Regions from separate parts of the Homo sapiens genome. Here region 1 is linked to region 2. A link is a contact called in ENCODE Hi-C or POLR2A ChIA-PET data. All regions are on one chromosome and are shown on one strand. The core of a region is the stretch at or near the end of the contact, and the rest is flanking DNA. Distances in the headings are between cores, read along the strand shown.

Region 1 (4,217 bases), core at 264-2,763, 220 kb after region 2:
TGCTCCTTTCTTCCTTATACAGAAGAACCAGAACTTTATATACAATCCATAAGCAAAATTAAATTCAAGCAGGATTGTAGATCTAAGCATGAAAGCCTGTAGGAAAAAAAAATCACAGGAAAATAATTTCCTGAACTTGTGTTAAGTAAGCAAGGATTTTCAAGTCAAGATACCAAGCATAGTAGCCATAAATAAGGTGAACTTGTATTAAGCAAGGATTTCCTAGCCAGAGTACAAAGAGTGGTAGCCATATATTAATAAATTGAACTTGATCAAGAAATTATTAACATCAGAAGACTATGAATAAGCCTGGGATATCTTGTCCATAAATCAAGGAAGTGTTAAAAGACCACCCCCCTCCAACATGACATGTGCAAACTGGCATCAAGGACCTTCCATTGGTGAAGTTTAGGACAGTTCTGTTTCTCAAAAGAATAGAAACAAAAGTGAATAAAAACATAATGAATATAAAGTGAAAACAGGAGTCCATACTGTACTAAACATATAAATTAATGAATAAATAAAAGTAAAACATTTTTTATAGTAGAATGACAACTAGTACACATAAAAGGCATGATGAGTTGAAAATTGCCATTTTTATAACCACTATATTAATAATTACTTCAGGCAAGAATTTGGGTGAATCTTTACTGGGAAATATGATATCAACATGGTGTTAATCTCCCAATCAATTATGTATTAATTACATGGAAAGAAAATGAATCTTTTTAATGGAGAAATCTAGTTGACACCTCTCTGTCTGAATGATCAGAATGATGTCACAAGCTTTCTGAAGTGATGCATTGAGACGTGGACACAGCCTCAATTATGAAATACTCTGAGAAAATAAGTACCTTTAATTTAGTCTCAGAGAAGAAACCAGAAATAGCCAAATTAGAGCACTTTCTACAACATGAATATGCTATATTCTTAAAAAATGTCAATATCATAAAAAAACAAAAAAGGCTAAGAACCTATTTCAGATTAGAGAAGACTAAACAGATGTGAAAACTAAATGCAGCATGTGATAGCACATTACGAGAAAATGCAACATGTGATGCCACATTAGGAGAAAATGCAGCATGTGATACCACATTAGGAGAAAATGCTATTCCAGAGACATTATTGAGATAATTGCCAAATTTTTATGATAATATGTGATATAATATTAATATAAAAATGTTAAATTTCTTGGATTTGATATAGTAATTTTGAAAGAAAATGTCTTTGTATTCAAGATATACTTAAGTATTCAGCAACAAAGGGTCATGGTGTCTACAGCTTACTCTCAGTGATTCAGAAAAAAGCTGATCAGTACATAGGTAGGTAGACAGAAAAATACAACAAATGTGGCAAACATTTTACAGTAGAATGGCAACTCATAAATGTAGAAGGCAAAATAGAGTTGATTTTGCAACCACCATAGTAATAATTACTCCAGATAAGAATTTCGGTGAATATTGACTGGGGAACATGATATCAACATGATTCATTCTCAATGATTCACAAAAAAGTTAATATATAGAGAGATGGAGAGAAAAATACAACAAACATGATTAATGGTTAACAACTGATGAATCTAGATGAAAAGATCTATGAGTATTCAGTAGGAAATTCTAGCAACTTTTTTGTAGATTAACATTTTTTCAAAATTAAAAATTAAAAAAATATAAAAGACAGAAATTAAAAAATTAAGCCGAAGGAAAAAATCTAGTAGAAAAATGAACAAAAGTTATTGAATAATTGGCTGATAAGTACTTGAAAGTGGGGGTTCACATCATTAATCATGAAGGACAGAATTAACAGTATCCAGTAAATAAACTGTGGATTGTTATGAATACTATACAGCAATGAAAAGAAACAAGCAATTGCTGAACAACAATATGGATACAATGCACAAACCTAACAGCAATTAAAAAAAAAAAAAAAAACACCCAGACCAAAGAGTATATAGCATGTGATCCATTGATATAAAACTTCAGGGATGGACAAACTCATCTATGAATTTAGAAATTGGGGCCTACAGGGGCTTCTAGGGTGCTGCTAATATTTTGATTCTCTCTCTGAGTGCTGATTACACCAGTGGGTTCACATTGGGAAAATCAATCCCACTATATGCTTCTTATGTATGTTTGTTTCTTTATGTTACTATAATAAGTAAAACATTTTTTAAATAAAAAAGTAGGGTGTTTTTTGTTTTTTGTTTCTTGGTTTTTTTGAGACAAGGTCTTTATCTGTAATCCAGGCAGGAGGGCAGTGGCACAACAACAGCTCACTGCAACCTCTACCTCCTAGGCTCAAGCAATCCTCCCACCTTGGCCTCCCAAGTAGCTGGGACCACAGGCATGCGCCACCAGGCCTGGCTAATTTTTTTAAATTATTTTTTTAGAGACGGGGGCATCTCACTATATTGCCCAGGCTGATTGCAAACTCTTGGGCTCAAGTGATCCTCCCATCTTGGCCTCCCAAAGTGCTGGGCTTACAGGCACACACTGCACCCAGCCTAAGAATAATCTTATACTGGAAAAAAAACCTTTCATTTCAAACTCAAAAGAAGAGAAATAGCAGTCGTTTGCCAGCTTACTTCACTCTCGCTCATTTCCTGAAGTACAGACTGGATAGTCCCTGCTGTTTGCTCTGGAAATGGAAAAAGATGAGTCACGCTGATGAATGCAGCATAGTTTTGAGAGGAGCTTTGAGTAATTCCCACATGAAAAAGAACCCGAAATTAATCACTGGCTATTAACACAGGACAAGTGTTTGAATTAGTAGCCAACAAAATAAAACAAAACGTATTCAAACTTGTTTGGAACAGAGGATTTACACTTGAGACGTGTGTTCCAGACACAAGAAGTGTGTCTTCACACTGCATCAGCAGGAGTTCCACCAAGCACGGGCTCAAGGCTGTCAAGGCTATTTCAACTGCACAGACAGCACCAAGCTGCCACACAGACGGCACCAGGCTGCCACACACACGGATCTAGGAGTTTCAGTCTTGAGATTTGTAACTGCGATACTACGAATTGCTTTTTTAAAATTCTAGACAGGGCTCAATGGCTCACACCTGTAATCCTAGCACTTTGAGGGGCTGAGGCGGGAGGATCACTTGAGGTCAGGAGTTTGAGACTAGCCTGGCCCACAAAAGAAGACCCTGTTTCTACAAAAGATAAAAGAATTAGCCAGGCATCGTGGTGTGCACCTGTAGCTCCAGTAACCTGGGCGACTGAGGCAAGAGGATTGCTTGAACCCAGGAGTTCAAAGCTGCAGGGAGCTGTGATTGCACCACTGTATTCCAGCCTGGGTGACAGAGAAAGACCCTGTCTCAAATAAATAAATAAATAAATAAATAAATAAATAAATAAATATTCTATCAGTATCCCATAGTTTGATTTTTACCCTTAGCATTGGTAGCTAATGACAGCAGAAAGTATTAATAGATTACAAAAGCATGGTACTATTAACCTGAGAAGACAAAGTGAAATTTAAGAACACACCCTCTAAAAGCAAGACCTTCAGTCCAGTCTTACCATTGCATCCTGCAGTTGGAGGACCTGAAGTCTCGGAAATGTTGTCCAGGAAGTTCACCTCAAAGTCTTGCTGAACAGCAGTACTTGGGTGGTTTCCCATTATTTGGGGTCTCCCCCATGTCCAGAATTTTGATTGGTCAGCACACCCAGAGCTGCCCAGTCTCCTTCTAGCTAAATTCAGCAAATCCTGGAAATTGCTTGAGAATGCCAACCTACAAATTTACAATGAGAACCAAGGAATGAATTTCATAAAGTTGAATACATTTATGGTCATCCCATTAACAAGTCTATATAAGAAAACAATATATAAATGCAAGATTACTTTGTGAGCATAGAATAAAAATAGAAGCAATTAACTGGATGTTCTTAGTGGCTAAAATCAAGGCCCATAATGGCCAGGAAGATAGGGTTTAGGTAGTTATAATGTATGTCGGGCTCTTCTTTAAAGAGGGCAAAATTCAGGTTCAGGATGGGTTTGGACCTTGGTCCTGCCTGTTTCTGTTTGCATCACCCAGAGTAAATCACCAGATCTACATGAACCTGTGTCCTGATCTATACAGTGTTGATGTTTGTGCCTATTGCCAGGATGAGTGGAAGGACTGAGAGTTGAGACCTGTTAGGCTGCACACACATACTACATGACCAATCTCAGTCTGCTCTAGCCCTTGTCACTTCTCGGGTGCCAAGGCT
Region 2 (4,360 bases), core at 919-3,418:
GAAAATAAGTCCGTGATCCCAATCTGTGCTCTGAGTGTTTTCATTGAATTGAGCACAGAAGTCCAATTCTGGAGAGATGAAAACACAACAAAGCCAAGATGATTTGAAACTGGCCTTATCTAAAGTTTTGTTCCTTTAAAAAATCAAAACGTCATTTATTTTCCTTCCACCCCAGCCCCCGTCTTCCCAGCTTTGATCTTTCTACTTGTCAGAATATTGCATCAATGACACTGGAAATATTTATTCAACAAATACCTATTAAGCCCCAATTAGAGGCTGGATGTTGCATTTGGTCCTGAAAATTAGACAAATACGTTCCCTGTTCTCAAGGAGCTTATAGGCCTGGGTAAGGTAATTGCAGACACCTGAAGTATAACATACACCTGAAGACTCTAACAGGGACACCTATCTCCCGAAAGGATCGAGGCATGGCCCTCCAATTAGGTTGACTTCAAAGTGTGAGGGGAGCCCAGGGGATTTCCAGTCCTAGGAAAAACCTTCACAGCCACCAAGAACTTTCATGTTTTAGTTTTCAATTAAGCCCTTTCCTTACATAAATTTTCTTCTGGATTCAAAGTCATTCAAAATGATGATTCACTCTACCTGGCAAAATATGCCGTCTTTAAAATTATTAATATAATTGTATCAGTTTTCTATTGCTGCTGTAGCAAATTACCACAAATGTGGTGCTTAAAACAAACCAAATTTATTATCTTAGAGTTCTGAAGGTCAGAAGTCTGGCATGAGCTAAAATCAAGGTGTTGGCAGGGCTGTGTGTCCTTTTAATATTTTTTATTTTTGGTGGCCTTAACAGAGGGTTGATATTTTGTCACATCTCATCGACCTGTCTATTATTATTATTATTTTTTGGTGGGGGATGGGGACAGGGTCTCGCTCTGCACTACAGGCTGCAGTGCAGACAAAATTGTGGCATGGCTCACTGCAACCTCAACCCCCCTGGGCCCAAGTGATCCTCCTACTTCGGCCTTCTGAGTAGCTGGGACCCCAGACATGCACCACCATGCCTGGTTAGTTTTTTATTTTTGTAGAGTCAAAGTCTTACTATCTTGCCCAGGCTGGTCTCAAACTGCTGGACTCAAACAATCCTCCACCTCAGCCTCCCAAAGTGCTGGGATTACAGGTGTGAGTCACCGCGCCCGCCCACCTGTCTCTTCTGCCTCCTTCCGCATTTAAGGGCCCTAGTGATGGTACACCTGCATAACCCAGGTGATTTCCCTATTTTAAGGTCAACTGATTGACAACCCTAATTCCAGCTACAAACTTAATTCTTTACCATGTCATATAACACATTCATAGGTTCCTGAAATTAGGACATGGACATCTTTTGGGGGCAGGGTGGGGGGATGCCATTATCCTGCCATCTACAAGAATATAGTTGTAATTATGTGACGTGCTGACCTCCTGTCTCAGCATCATGCTGTGCGGTGCAGACCTGAAGCTGTGAGCACACACCCTGTTGACGGAAGCAGCCGCTCTCCTATGTGATGAGGCTGTGGTTATCATTCTCCTCATCCTGATACCTCTTTTCTCTCACTGGGGATCCCTGCCAGCTTCTGCAACACAAAACTTCATTTTTATCTCCTAGTCTATTTGTTTTGTTCCCTAATAATGTCGGGTTTTTTTCTATGGTTTCTAAAATTCTTGCCACTGTTCAGCCATTTTTATACTTCTTGGAACTTTTTGAATTTTGAATAAGTAAATAAATGCTCAAATATGCATCAAACTCTGTAAATAAACAGAAGCAATTACAAGTTTTAGAAATAGTCTTATGCATTATGGTAAACTCAAACTCAGTGACGTGTTTGAAGTTACTTGTCATAGAATTCCTCAGCTCAGATTTAAGCTCAATTCACATATACAGTCCCTACCTTCTGGTTAATGTCAACATTCATGAATAGGCGTGGCCTTTGCAGGAGTGAGCTCAGGGAACCATGCTCCATGAAGCTCAGGGAAGCATACCTGAGTGTCCTATGCATGGATGACAAAAATCATTCCTTCCTTCCTAACATAATTGACCTTTACACTTTATGAGTAATGGTTACATGAAAAACACACCCAGCTGAAGCTTGGGGAAATATATCATGACTCACTCATCCATTCCACAAATACTAATGCAAGCTGTTGGCATGCTTGTATCTTAATATCAGGGCCACGTGCTTCTTTGCTGTCCGGGCTCTATCTGATCTCAAGGAACAGAGACAGCATGGCAGAGGTTACCATAGTTAATGGTGTTCAGCTTGTTTATCTTAAAGATATCTACAGGTAGAAAGAAAAAAAAAAAGGAAACCAGTATAAATGCTCCTGTAGAGGCTGCACACAGTAGAAATCAGTCCAACCTCATATAAACTGATTGACATATAGGCTTAAAGTTGGTCCTCATAACCCAGTTATCATGGGAAGCCACAGAAGTCCATGTCTCCTGCTTGCTATCTGAGCACACTTCCATTTAGATGAGTTGGTACTCGCCGGGTGCGGTGGCTCATGCCTGTAACCCCAGCACTTTGGGAGGCTGAGGCAGGTGGATCACGGGGTCAGGAGTTCGAGACCAGCCTGACCAACATGGTGAAACCCTGTCTCTACTAAAAATACAAAAATTAGCCAGGTGTGGTGGCGCTCACCTGTAATCCCAGCTACTCAGGAGGTTGAGGCAGGAGAATCCCTTGAACCTGGGAGGCAGAGGGTGCAGTGAGCACGGAGATCACACCACTGCACTCCAGCCTGGGCGACAGAGTGAGATTCCATCTCAAAAAAAAAAAAATGACTTGGCAATCCCCTATCTTCACTTCTGCATGTGCCACTACCCACTAAATACAAATACATTATTGCTCAAGCCATGTCAAGCGGATATTTGCTGTTATTTGCAATCATACTCATTCTGCTGGTACACTTCTATTTTTTTTTTTTTTTTAACGGTTAAACCGTCCCTATTTAGGACCACCTGAATGTGATAGTCCTGGGGCGATCATGTAAAAAGTAGAATGGAATCATGCTCATGGAAGCCATCTGAACGTTCAATATTAACGCAAGGCAGGGCAATTATTACTACTCAAGCATCCCCAGAGGGACAAAGGGAACCTCCAGGGACCACTCAGGAAATAATTAAGAAATGCTGGAGGAGTAGCTTTTTTTTTTTTTCAAGACAGAGTCTCATTCTGTTGCCCAGGATGGAGTGCAGTGGCGTGAAGTGATCTCGGCTCACTGCAACATCCGCCTCCCAGATTCAAGCAATTCTCCTGCCTCAGCCTCCCGAGTAGCTGGGATGATAGGCACATGCCACCACGCCTGGCTAATTTTTGTATTTTTAGTTGAGACGGGGTTTTGCCATGTTGGCCAGGCTGGTCTCGAACTCCTGACCTCAGGTGATCCGCCTGCCTCGGCCTCCCAAAGTGCTGGGATTACAGGCATGAGCCGCCTTGCCGGAACTGGAGGAGTAGCTTCTTAAGAAACCACATAACAGGCCGGGTGCAGTGGCTCATGCCTGTAATTCTAGCACTTTGGGAGGCTGAGGTGGGCAGAACAGTCCCAGAACCTGTAGCTGGAACTACAGGAGTGTGCCACCACACCTGGCTATTTTTTTTTGTATTGAGGAGGTTTCACCGTGTTTCCCAGGCTGTTCTTGAACTGCTGAGCTCAAGCAATCCACCCACTTCAACCTCCTAAAGTGCTGGGCTTACAGGCGTGAGCCAGTACGCCCGGCAAGAGTCTACATATTCTGAAGTTATATTCCCATCAATTCAGATTCTGACCTTTCTCCAGGAAATCAAAGAATTCTCTATAAATATTATCTCCTTGCAGCCTCTGCACTGCAAGCAGGCTGACGTCATGTTTGGTTTGCAGTTAGTAAGGAGCAGTTTAACTTGGGGGCTGCAGCCATGGAGTTCAGAGGTTAACAACCAGGCAGCAGCTTTTTGTTCCTGAACTGGGTGGTGCTGCTATTGACAGACCTTCCTTCCCACCCACAACCCCCGCTCTCCCCCTTGCTGCCTTGTTTAGAACCACACTTCTGGGGGCCACCCTTGACAGAGGTTAATTTGAAGTCTCCACTTGGCTGGGCTATGGTGCCCAGATGTTTGGTCAGAGACCAATCTGGATGCTGCTGGGAAGGTACTTTTTAGGTGTGATTAACATTTAAATCTTCTGACTTTGAGTACAGCCAATGATCCTCCATAATGTGGCTGAGCCTCATCCAATCCAAAGGTCTTAAGAGAAAAAGCCTGAGGGCCTGGCATGGTGGCTCACGCCTGTAATCCCAGCACTTTGGGAGGCCGAGGCGGGTGGATCATCTGAGGTCAGGAGTTCGAGACCAGCCTGGCCAACATGGTGAAAACCCATCTCTACC

Evidence for each region. Hi-C counts contacts between places; a loop is a spot of excess contacts on that map. ChIA-PET counts read pairs that join two places held with the same protein, here RNA polymerase II (POLR2A). Pooled maps may share reads with other maps.
Region 1: a loop to region 2 is called in a map of endothelial cell of umbilical vein, with 2.5 times the contacts of the local background. The contact joins two enhancer-like sites. A Hi-C loop is called at or near these places in 1 of 168 maps with a recorded cell type or tissue (endothelial cell of umbilical vein) and 2 of 50 pooled maps. POLR2A ChIA-PET finds 5 or more read pairs at or near these places in 3 of 52 experiments (MCF 10A, PC-9 and naive thymus-derived CD8-positive, alpha-beta T cell).

What each region holds. Positions count from the first base shown.
Region 1 is chr2:234,201,932-234,206,148 of GRCh38, reverse strand. LOC105373932 (a long non-coding RNA gene) reads right to left here. Exons shown (of 3, transcript XR_001739236.1): 3 at 3,534-3,739. Among named protein-coding and RNA genes, the nearest start is that of SPP2, 150 kb to the right of the region's middle. Within about 2 kb of position 1,513, at least 2 of the 41 ENCODE cell types and tissues checked have a DNase peak (open chromatin) inside an H3K27ac peak, as active enhancers do; they include PC-9, where a contact is called at or near this core.
Region 2 is chr2:234,420,164-234,424,523 of GRCh38, reverse strand. No RefSeq gene overlaps it. Among named protein-coding and RNA genes, the nearest start is that of LINC01891, 32 kb to the left of the region's middle. Within about 2 kb of position 2,168, at least 11 of the 41 ENCODE cell types and tissues checked have a DNase peak (open chromatin) inside an H3K27ac peak, as active enhancers do; they include PC-9, where a contact is called at or near this core.